Regions from separate parts of the Homo sapiens genome. Here all the other regions are linked to region 1. A link is a contact called in ENCODE Hi-C data. All regions are on one chromosome and are shown on one strand. Each heading gives the region's core, a stretch centred on a gene start or an enhancer-like site at or near the end of the contact. The rest is flanking DNA. Distances are from core to core; before and after follow the strand shown. Region 1 holds the start of LY75 (lymphocyte antigen 75). Region 2 holds the start of GCA (grancalcin). Region 3 overlaps LOC105373712 (a long non-coding RNA gene).

Evidence for each region. Hi-C counts contacts between places; a loop is a spot of excess contacts on that map. Pooled maps may share reads with other maps.
Region 2: a loop to region 1 is called in a map of CD4-positive, alpha-beta T cell, with 4 times the contacts of the local background. The contact joins the promoter of GCA here to the promoter of LY75 in region 1. A Hi-C loop is called at or near these places in 3 of 168 maps with a recorded cell type or tissue (CD4-positive, alpha-beta T cell, CD8-positive, alpha-beta T cell and naive thymus-derived CD4-positive, alpha-beta T cell) and 8 of 50 pooled maps.
Region 3: a loop to region 1 is called in a pooled map, with 6 times the contacts of the local background. The contact joins the enhancer-like site here to the promoter of LY75 in region 1. A Hi-C loop is called at or near these places in 5 of 37 single-sample maps with no recorded cell type and 8 of 50 pooled maps.

What each region holds. Positions count from the first base shown.
Region 1 is chr2:159,903,050-159,906,334 of GRCh38, forward strand. It overlaps LY75 (lymphocyte antigen 75), which reads right to left and starts at 1,707. Exons shown (of 35, transcript NM_002349.4): 1 at 1,540-1,707. The coding sequence starts at 1,633. LY75-CD302 (LY75-CD302 readthrough) reads right to left here and starts at 1,707. Exons shown (of 38, transcript NM_001198760.1): 1 at 1,540-1,707. The coding sequence starts at 1,633. RefSeq lists enhancers at 619-668, 719-768, 989-1,038, 1,179-1,258 and silencers at 1,439-1,898, 1,668-1,909.
Region 2 is chr2:162,342,264-162,345,921 of GRCh38, forward strand. It overlaps GCA (grancalcin), which reads left to right and starts at 1,869. Exons shown (of 8, transcript NM_012198.5): 1 at 1,869-2,012. The coding sequence starts at 1,986. RefSeq lists enhancers at 1,426-1,655, 1,508-1,677 and silencers at 1,706-1,855, 2,096-2,175.
Region 3 is chr2:157,467,028-157,470,567 of GRCh38, forward strand. The region is part of intron 3 of LOC105373712 (a long non-coding RNA gene); the gene reads right to left. Among named protein-coding and RNA genes, the nearest start is that of CYTIP, 25 kb to the left of the region's middle. RefSeq lists an enhancer at 2,114-2,333. Within about 2 kb of position 2,049, at least 8 of the 41 ENCODE cell types and tissues checked have a DNase peak (open chromatin) inside an H3K27ac peak, as active enhancers do.

The sequences.
Region 1 (3,285 bases), core at 457-2,956:
GTGCTTCCCCAAACAAGGCCACAAGTCTGCTCTGAGGGTGAGAGAAAATCGATCAGAGTAGCTGCTAGGAGTAAGGAAGGATACAGGATAACAAAACCTGTGGGGACCTAGCACAGGGGGAACAGAGTTAAACCTGGTGCTTTTTGCTTTGGGTCAGTGATAAAGGGCAGTGATTGCAGAGATTGCAAGAATTAGGGAAATCCTGAAATTTGTGAAGGAGATAAAAACAGGACTGAAGCAGATGTCGATGGGAACCAAGAGGTTAGTGATTGAAAAGTTAGTGCATTTTCACTGTAGTTAGTTGCTGCAGTGAACTTTTCCACCTTGGATTGTGGGGCAGGCAGAATAAATTATCAAGGCAATAAAGGATCTTATTTTAAAGGATTCTTTTGGTAGTTCCTAGCACACAGGGTCAAAGGAGAATAGAGAAGTGTGACTCAGAGCAGGGTTCATTTCCAGGTCCTTGCTGTAGATAGGATGATGCCATTCACACTCTGAGAAATCTCTTCCCATCGCTCTCCGAAGGAAGTCTAAACCAGATGGTAACTTAGCTTAGCTGCAAAGAAAATAAGAGCCACCAACAATTTAATGTTTTTCAAACTGCCTGGACAATCTTTTCCTTCCTCATACAGGCACGATAACAGAAGTGGCCGGTGGAGGGTGGCCCATTGAGTGCCCATGATGCAGTCCAACCAAGAAACAAAGTTCTCTGCACACCCCTCGCCCAGGCAAAAAGAGAAAGTAAAAGCAACCGGTTGCTGCCAAGGGGTGTGGTGTGGTGGGGCTGGCACTACCCTGAACATCAATGAAGGCTGTCTGTTTCTGGTCCTGCTTCCGCAGTGAGAGGCAGCAGGTCCCCAAGCAGGCGACCTGCCCTTCACCGTGAGGCTGTCAGCCTTGGGGGAGCGGGGTCATTTGGAGCTGATAAACCAATGAGAAGAAAGGTTTGTTGCTCTAGGCGGTGGGTGAGGGCATCATAGCTGACTCTTGGTCTTGGTCACTTTCGGAGGAGATGGTTTATTTAACCTGACTTCCTTCCTGATGCGCACCGTAGGCGCAGTGAAATCCGGGAATCGTGGGGAATCCTTGGCGCTGTGGGTGGAGGCTCCTCTTGGCCCTGTGGCCAAGGTGACCAAGGGCCGAAGGAAAAGCGAGAACGGGAGGGACGGGACGCAAGAGGGCAGATGGGGAACCCCATACTCCAGCAACATTATATAAGAGAGGCGACGATGGAGCAGCGCACCCGGCCAAAAAAGCCTCCGTGCGCCTACTCTACGGTGCACCGCGTCCCCTCTGCACCAGAAGGGCCCTGTCCTCCCACATCCACCGCGCCCTCCTCCGGGCCCCCGAGGGCACTGGGGCGCTTCCTCTGCCAGACCTCCCCTGCGACTCACTCTTCCGGCTCCAGAGCCCCCCCGCCCCAACAGCAAAGCAGCCGTGACCTGCCCCAGGGGCGCAGCCCTGCCCCAGGCTGGAAGGCAGCAGAGCTGTGGCGTCGAGGCACCCAGCGGACTGCGGGGCTGGCGTGCCCGCGGTTACCTGCGCGGCCAGAGGGCTCCGCGAGATCGAAGAACCAGAAGAGCAGCATGAGGAGCCCCGCCGGGCGGCGAGGGGTCGCCCAGCCTGTCCTCATCCTGAGCTGGCGCAAGCCTTCCGGCCGGGTCCTCGGGCGCACGCGGCTCCCGCCCCGCCTGCTGAGCGCGGCCTGCCCCGCCCGCACCTCTGTCTAGGCCTCTGGGGGCGCCCCGGCCCCGCCCCCGCCGCCCTCGGCCAATCAGACGTGCGTCTCCTCGGCCCCGGGGCGGAGCGGGCCAGGTGTGGGAAATGAACAGGGCTGGGCGCTAGATACCTGCGTGGGGTAGGACCCGCGAGGAAGAGGTACGTGCGGATCGGTGGGAGAGCCAGGCACCAGACAGGCTCCTGCACTGGAGGGTTCGGTCCCCGCCTCTTCATCAGCCAAGCTGGGGAGATGCGGCCCTTACTGGGACTTGGCACCGCCCTGGTGGGTGGGTTCTATCAGTTTAGAACCTTGGCCTCTGCCTGGCGCACTGTGGTCAGGGACGACTTCTCCATTCCAGCCTGGACTGGAAAGGGACCCATGATCTCTTCTACCCCGGAGGAGGAAGTGAGCACCTGCCCTGTGGGTGGCTGCGGCCAAGCCTAAGAATTCAGTCGTCCTTGGCAACGTCTTGGGTATTTTGACAGTGCAAACAAAGGTGGAATAATGGTACACTGCAGTTCTACCCATAGTTGTTAAAGAATTAAAAGCAAGAATTACTAGAATGACCAAACGACACTTCCAAGGATGACTTATGCTTTATAAAAAGTTGACCTTTGCGAGTAAGCTCTTTGCTTAATAATTTAATGATAATAATAATTAGCTGGTAGAAATGTAGAAGTCTGCATGCAGAACCAGAAATTTCATGTCCCACTCACTCTCTTCCTGTGGACACTGCTATCATTATAAAGAGGCCAAATTCTTAATGACCTAAGTTGCTCAAATGTGAATGTTTTATACTTTTAAATCTCGTCTTTGCTGAGCACATAATGTGTACTTGAGGTGGCCTCCATCCTTGTTGCATGAGGATGCAAAGACCTAGGTTGCTCTTCCTGACTCCCACTGCCAAGGTTTCACAGTTGGCTCCCAAACCTGCTCTGTCCTCTCCCCAGGGTCTGGCCTTTCAGTTCCATAGATATAGTGAGCACCTGCCATCACAGGATCTGGGCACGCCATGGAACAGAAGGACAAAAAGACAACATCTCTGCCCTCCCCTGAATACTGGGGAGACTGAGGCACTGTGATGGATAATATTGTCAGCTCGATTGATATGAACGAATGCAAAGTATTGTTCCTGGGTGTGTCTGTGAGGGTGTTGCCAAGGAGATTAACAGTGGACTGGGAGAGGCGGACCAGCCCTCAGTCTGGGTGGGCACCATCTCATCAGCTGCCAGCATGGCTAGAATAAAAGCAGGCAGAAGTTGGAAGGACTTGACTGGCTGAGTCTCCTGGCCTTCACCTTTCTCCCGTGCTAGATGCTTCCTACCCTCGAACATCGGACTCCAGGTTCTTCAGCTTTTGGACTCTTAGACCTATAAAAGTGGTTTGTCAGGGGATCTCTGGCCTTCGGCCACAGACTGAAGGCTGCACTGTTGGCTTCCCTACTTCTGAGGTTTTGGAACTCGGACTGGCTTCTTTGTTCCTCAGCTTGCAGACAGCCTATTGTGGGACTTCACCTTGTGATCATATGAGTCAATACTCCTTAATAAACTCCCTTTCATATATAC
Region 2 (3,658 bases), core at 619-3,118, 2.4 Mb after region 1:
TAAGTTAAGAGATATATTGGCAGGAACTATGAAGGATCTGATATTTTACCCTAGTTATAAGCAAACAAGTAGAGTGCCACAGTTTCATGGAAGTTGGCAGAATGTGTGAGATTCCTGAGTCTGAGACAAATAACTTTATTACTCAAAGCACAACAGGCACCATGAGCTTCATACTTCCATAGATTCCCCTCGTTCTGAAGTCCCACAAGGCGAAGAGGAGCTGCCAGATGGGTGTTGTACATGCACTGTGTTTGTTATGCAACTGGAAGAACTCCAAGCTTAGGAAAGTCCTAAGAAGGCTGCTAGCAAACGTACCCAAACTTTGCCCTGGCAGGAAATACTATCTTTGCAATTAAATGTGCAGAAAGGCAAGAAACCCATGGGGCCTTAACTCCCAACTGCACAAATGCAGCTGCATCAATAAGGCTATTTTGATGAAAACAAGATGCACAAAAATTTTGACCACAGAATCAGACTAACATTGTAAATGTAAACACTCAATCCTTCCTAAGCAGTTCTTTGAATATGTAGTTAATCCGTTGGAATAAAATTTTGCAATGGTTTGTTCTTTCTAGCGCTTTATCATTTGATACCTTCATAAGCCATGCATTTTTCCCTTTTGCCACGTAGGTTTTACCCTTCCCCTCTATTTATTTATGCCAATAATTTAACCTTAGTGGCTTAAGTATTTCTTACAGCATTGAAGGAACTTACAGACACTTTCCCAAGAGTAGCTAGGACATCGGCAATCTTCCTTTCTCTCTGCTGTTTCCTCTGAGAATTGTTTCACAAGGTCCAACATCCTCTTCTGTAGCATAGCTGAACAACAGATACTCAGCTCTGCAAGGCTGATTTCCTTTGTGAATAGTTAACATTTTTTTGATAGCCTTATTTTTAAGAAACATGTTAGCCCTTCTCTTGTTCTTCAGAGATAACTCAAAATAATATCATTTGGTTTTTTCATTTGTTCATAAGCCAAAGCTACAGCTGCCTTGTCCTTTTAAAGTCAGAGCTACAAAATTCATTTGAGTTCCAGAGATAAATCAGACTTGTCCATTGCTATTACTTAATAAGCCAAAGTAATTGAACATTTAACAAGAGTTTGCCCAAAGGCTGAGTCAGATTATATACAGGACACCGTCTATATTATCAGTGTATAAACAGCAAATAAGTTTTTAGTGTATGTTCACGTCCTGTGCAATATTTGGGACATACTTACACTAAAAAAGTTTATTTGGAAATCAACTTTAACTAGATATCCTGTTTATTTGCCAACATGCCACAATTCAGGTCACCATTTATCTACCAAACAGAATCAATAACCTGTTCGTCCAATGTGGCCTCAAGTGGGTTTTGGCGCAGAAGCACTCCTCCTGGACCACAGGTGTGGTCCTGGTTGCAAAGTTTTGATGTGACATCAACACTACACAAAAGTAAATGTAACTGCAAAATTTTGAAATTCACAGATGGGTCTTTGAAGTCCAGCTCAAAAGCGTGGAGGGCTGGTTAAAATAAGTCACAGACTTGCCGGTTTGGGGTTTCTAGAAAGAAAAGTAACTTGAGGAGTTGAAGGCTTGTAGAAGACCTTTCCACAGAGAGTGGGAATTCCGTTGCAGCAGCCAAGGCTTCTTCGGGATTTAGAAGGAGAGCGCGCGAGAACCTGAGGGAGCCAGTAAGAGTCGAGCAGGGACTGGAGGGCTCCCGATGGGGTGTAGCCAATCAGGGCAGAGATGGGTGGGGCTAGGCTGCGGGAAGGGGCGGACTGCAGCTGAGTTGGCTCCAAAGTGTGGGACTCAGCCAATCGGAACCGTGCAGGGCGGGGCTGGCCTGCGGAAGGGGGCGGGTTCGGAGGAGTGAACTGTGCGGTTAGTGCGCCTTTCAGCCTCACCTGCAGCTGCGCCTCCTTGCACCTGCGCCTGTGCTTTTTCTCCCAGCACTGCGGACGCGACTCGAGGGTGACGCTCGCTCCGCTCGTCCCGCTCGTCATGGCCTACCCGGGATACGGAGGAGGGGTGAGTCCCAGCCGCTTGGTCGTGTCCCTCTTCCTCGCGGGGTGTGGCGCCCCCGGGGGCGGTGCCAACGTGCGGGTCCGCCCTTGGCTCCTGCTCCCTGCGTCCGCGCCTGGTACTCGGCGGCGCCGGATTCCGGGGCTGTTGGGGGCCAGGGCCTGGGCGAGCATTGATCCTGGGCTGACTTGGAGCCGCAGGTTTTCTGGTCGTTGAGGACCCTCGAGGAGCGTCCTGGTGGAGCCGAGGGAGTAATGTGTGTTTGGAAATTTATTTCCTGGAATGGAGGAACAAGCCACCCTCTTCTTGTTCCAGTAATCGTTTGTGGTACTTCCCTCCCCCGCCCCCCACTCAGTGTTGCTAGAGATCCTCTTTTTGAATTTCCTGACCACTTCTTGTTCTTTAAGTTCCTTATGAATAAATTAAGGTGTACGGTAAATAACTCCTAATCTTTACTGTTATACGAAGGGCAATCTGTTCTAGACTCCCCCGCTCGCCCCCAGGCGGGGGGAAGTTACTCTTTGTTATAACTTTTATCCTGCATCACCTTTGGGAGTTGCAAGTTATAATCGTAGAGTCCTGGTGGCTAGCCCCTTCTTTTCAGAAAGGAGCCCAAACCTTTAGTATCGATGTCAGTGATCTACACGCTGTGTTAACAGAGTTAACAGTAGTTTGATCCATTGCGGTGTGGGTAGAATATAATATATTTTCTATTTGTTTTTTACCTAAAAAGAGAAATTGTGTTTTACTGATTTTAATATAGGACTTGACTTTGGGCTATGGTTGTGGTCTTCAAAAGAGTTACTCCTACCCCTTGGAGTTCATGGTGGTGGTGGTGGTGGTGGTGGTGGTGGTGGTGGTGGTGGTTGTGGTTGTGGTTGTTGTTGTTGTTTTAGGATATGAATTTCCAGGTCCTCAACTTCCACACATACTTGTTCCTAAAATTGATTTGCTTTCCTTAAGACTTGCCTCAATCCCCTCTGGCACCGTCCACTTTGTAATGCCTATGCCTCCTCAGTCCTTAAATTTAGGAAGGAAGTTTAAGGTACCTAAGGAAAGTAAAGCCCCTTCGAAGATTAATCAAGATAGCATAAACCTGTGGGTCTTTAAAAACGTCCCTAGCGTATACGTATTTTCATTTGGTTGAAGCTATCTGTTAGAAGTTTGTATATTTACTCCTCTTGGTATGCTCTGAATTCATATATGTATGGTAGAGTGAGGTGGCAAGAGTAATACATTTTCATTCAAATAATTTGGTGCTTCCTTACCCACTTTTGTCAGAGTGCTTGAATTTGATGGAGAGTTCCACGACACAATAAAGAGAACGTCTGTATGTGTTTTGAATATTTAAATCCCCTTTTCCATGAATTTAAAATAAACAACTCTTTTCAGCTGTTGTCATGCTCATTATTAATCGCCGGAAAGAGAAGTACCCTCAATAGCTGAAGCAATATATAGATTAGAGGCACTGATTTTAAAAAATGTAATTGAAATATTTTAAGATACATTGGATAAAATTTTGGGATAAAACTTACATGATTTCTTTAGTAGGAGAATATTAATAAGATAGTTGAGACGTTTATAAATCCTGTTAAAGGAAACCCATGCCTTATTAATGTTTCTTATATTCTTTTAACAAAATATAAAATGTC
Region 3 (3,540 bases), core at 799-3,298, 2.4 Mb before region 1:
AAGTCATACTCTACCACTGAATCTTATGAGTAGGAGAAGTGCTTGGATGGCAATGGTGAGGCAGCTGGAGGTGGGCCTTTAAGGATCTGTTCAAAGGAATGGTTTAGAATAGTCTAAGCTATAAAAATAATCATAAACTATATTAAAAGGAAAATGGAGTTAGTCAATGCTATGGATACCCACTTGAGTGAAGAAAATAGTGTAGGTAGCATGGCAGACATCTCCTATAAGTAGCCGGAAATATTTAGCTAACAATATTGGCCTTGGCCCTCTGATAATTGTTTTTCAAATATACTTAAATATGAGCAGAAGAAGGTCTTCTTCAATAGTGTCTCTGATTCTAAGCCCTTGTAAACACATTATTACCTATTGTTTACTCTAACACTATTGGAGCCAAACTCGGAAGGAGAGTAGAACCCTTGGAGCTTGAATGGCCAAATGAAGACCCCCATGAGGGAAGACCTACAAGGGAATGCATGTGTGTGATGCTGGGAATTGATGTATTGCCAGGGGCCAGGTTGGGCTGATTCCAGGCTATCAGTTAAAGTGATGTGATGCCAGGAGAGAACAAGTGTATCAATATCCAGGGAATGGAGGAGGCTGAGAGCTGACTTGGAAACTGAGTGTGACAGTAAGAAGGACATTACAGAAGAGAATACAGAGGAATAAGAAAGACAAAATAAGACATAACCGGATGAGTTCCAAAACAAATCCATGAGTATGACCTTCCACCCTGTCTCCACATCTCTCATATGCACAGCCTACTTTGCTATGCTTGCTCAGATGTGTTCTTCAACAGCAGACCTCAGCTGGTGTTACAGGCCTAGTTTCAACGTCAGAGGGCCAACATCAATGATACCAGTTGTTCAGGCCCTGCTCTGATGGGCGTCTGATGGGAACCCAGCCACCATACTCTGAGAAAGCCAAGCAGCTCCATGGAAAGACCACGTGAAGGTGTTCTAGCCGCAGGGTCACCTGTGGACTTAACTGAAAGCCAGCATCAAACACCACACATGTGAGCAACTGAGCCTTCATATGATTCCAGCCCTTAATCCCTGCACCACCCCAGCTGATCTTGAGTGTAGCAAAGATGAGGTTTTCCAGCAAAGACCTGTTCAAACTGCAGGTCTGTGGGCAAAATAAATGTTAATTTCAGCCACTAAGTGTTGGGATCATTTGTTACTTAACAGCAGATAACCAGAATGGTACACATAGTATGACTTCAGAATTTACAGTGAATTCAGGGAGACAAGCATGTTCACAGATGCGTCAACCATGTCAAGGTACGACACATGTACCTTAATTGATCCATACATAAAAATGAATGTGTATGCATATGCATATCTAGTTTAGGCATAGAAAATTTCTAATACATAAAATTAAAAATAGTTACCTCTGTGGAGTAGTCCTGGGTTGTTAGGGAAGGAAGACTTCTTTTTATTTGTCTCTTTGTATGTTCTAATCCTGGTTTTATACACGTACTTACTTCATAACTTCAAAAACAGTTTAAAGTTTCAAAATAATGGTAAAATAAGAGAAAAAAGGCTAAACAAGTCCTATAGGCACCCCATGAGTACTACACGTTAGATACCCCTTGAGAACAGTAGGCAACCAAGTTGTTGGGAAAAGCTGCATTTTATCTCTGTGTCTCAGTTTCACATCTATGTAAAAAACAGTGCCAACCTCATAGGATTTTTGTGGAAATTAAAGTTCTGTAGGACTACCTGACACAATAGTAAGCACTCAATAAAAATTAATAAAAATATCTAAGAAACCTGGAGCTGCTGAGCACTGGCATGGCATATGAACACAGGGCCCCAAGTGGCAAAATTTGACTGTTACTTTAAGGAGAAATACCTTTTGTTCTCCTTATATCAAAGAATAAAAAGGAGCCAGCATTTTAGATACAATGGCAAGGGAAGGTGTAATTTGGCTCTGTAACAATGTGATAACTTCTGCAAATGCCACATTGACTTACATTTTCCAAAACACAAAAGACCATGAAATTAAAACCTCCATCCCACTTCCCCATTCTGCTTCTCCTTCTTCAGGGTGTTCACTGGGCGTGACAAGTTGTCTGTGTATTACAGATGACTGTCATCCATAGGTGGCCGAGGAAATTGTGTTTACGATAGTTTGACATCTAATGTTTAGCTTCTCCCTGTATTTTAAGAAACTAGACATTATCTCAATTATGTAAAAGAATTACCAATTTTTTCACTTGTTTTCCTGTGTAGGTTTCGCATTCAAGTTATTTAGGGTGGGCTAAGTCACTTAAAAGATCGAGTGGGGTGATTCAGCCTTCTTCTCCCCCAAAGTGTTCCATGTTCTAAAAAGTTTGCAAAAACATGATCTAGTTCTAGAAGTATGAAGGGTTGGAGTAGTCTAAGGGATAGGGAGAAGTTGAAATTGCCCATGAGATTACGTGACAGAAGACCATAACCGTAAGTATTTTCATAATTGACAAGGAGTTATTTTAAGTTTTTTAGATTTCAGGGTAATGGTGTCATCATTCTGCTTGCAAAGTCAAATGAGTAATGATCAGTTCCTCTCTGATTCAGGGACTTCTGTTGCTGCTTCCTGTTTGGTTTAACTCACCCAAGTATCTTAGAAACATGAAATATTGTTTCAGCTTGGTAAGGATGTCTGGGCTTGATTTTTTTTTTTCTTACGAACCAGGTGTTTTACCCCATGCAAATTTCTGGCATTTCAGGAAAAAATTTTTGTTTTCTTTTCTTCAACTTGAGGATGATTTCACCTACTCAAAATATAAGAAAACTCTTTACCTCCACAATTTTTTAGAAGGAAAAACCTTCCAAAAAATAGAGAAATGCTGTGTGGTCAGGAATACTTTGTTGAATTTTATTAATTTAGCCACTTTAAATCCCTTTTGGCATAAACTCAGTGAGATTAAATAAACCAAGAGAGTGACTAAATAACAAAACCTCTCTGATTCCATCACTGTGCAGTGAATATGAACAAATGTGTATGTGAATTTTAATGAATATGAAGAGTGGGCTATACAAATTACATACTTGAAGTTCTTAGTGATACGTTAAATTGAATTGTATAAGGGCATGAAGAGTTCCTAATTAACTCTATATGAAGTTCTTGAAAGAGGAAAAAAATCACCTACAAGAATTCTGTGACAACCGTTATCCAGGACTTTTAAACGCTGGTTTAAATCACCAGCAAACAAGCTGTACATAGGATTTACATAGTCAACTCATGTTGATAAAACATAGTCAGCTCCAGGTCTTCCAGACCATTTCCCCCTCATTTTGGAAAAGGAAACCATCTTCAGATAACAAGCCAAGGACTCTTGTTGATATCTTGTAAGCACCCTTTTATCACAAGTAATTAGCACACAGACTGCTTCAACAGAAAAGGCACTGAGGTTCACATTACTTCAAAACAACAAGAAATACAGCCCCATTAGCCCATAGTCTGGGGCTAACCACAGCTTCTATTCTTAGCCTCCCAGGGTCCATCTCTTACTCCACCACTGAAACCATCTCTTCAATGCTCTGATGAGAAACA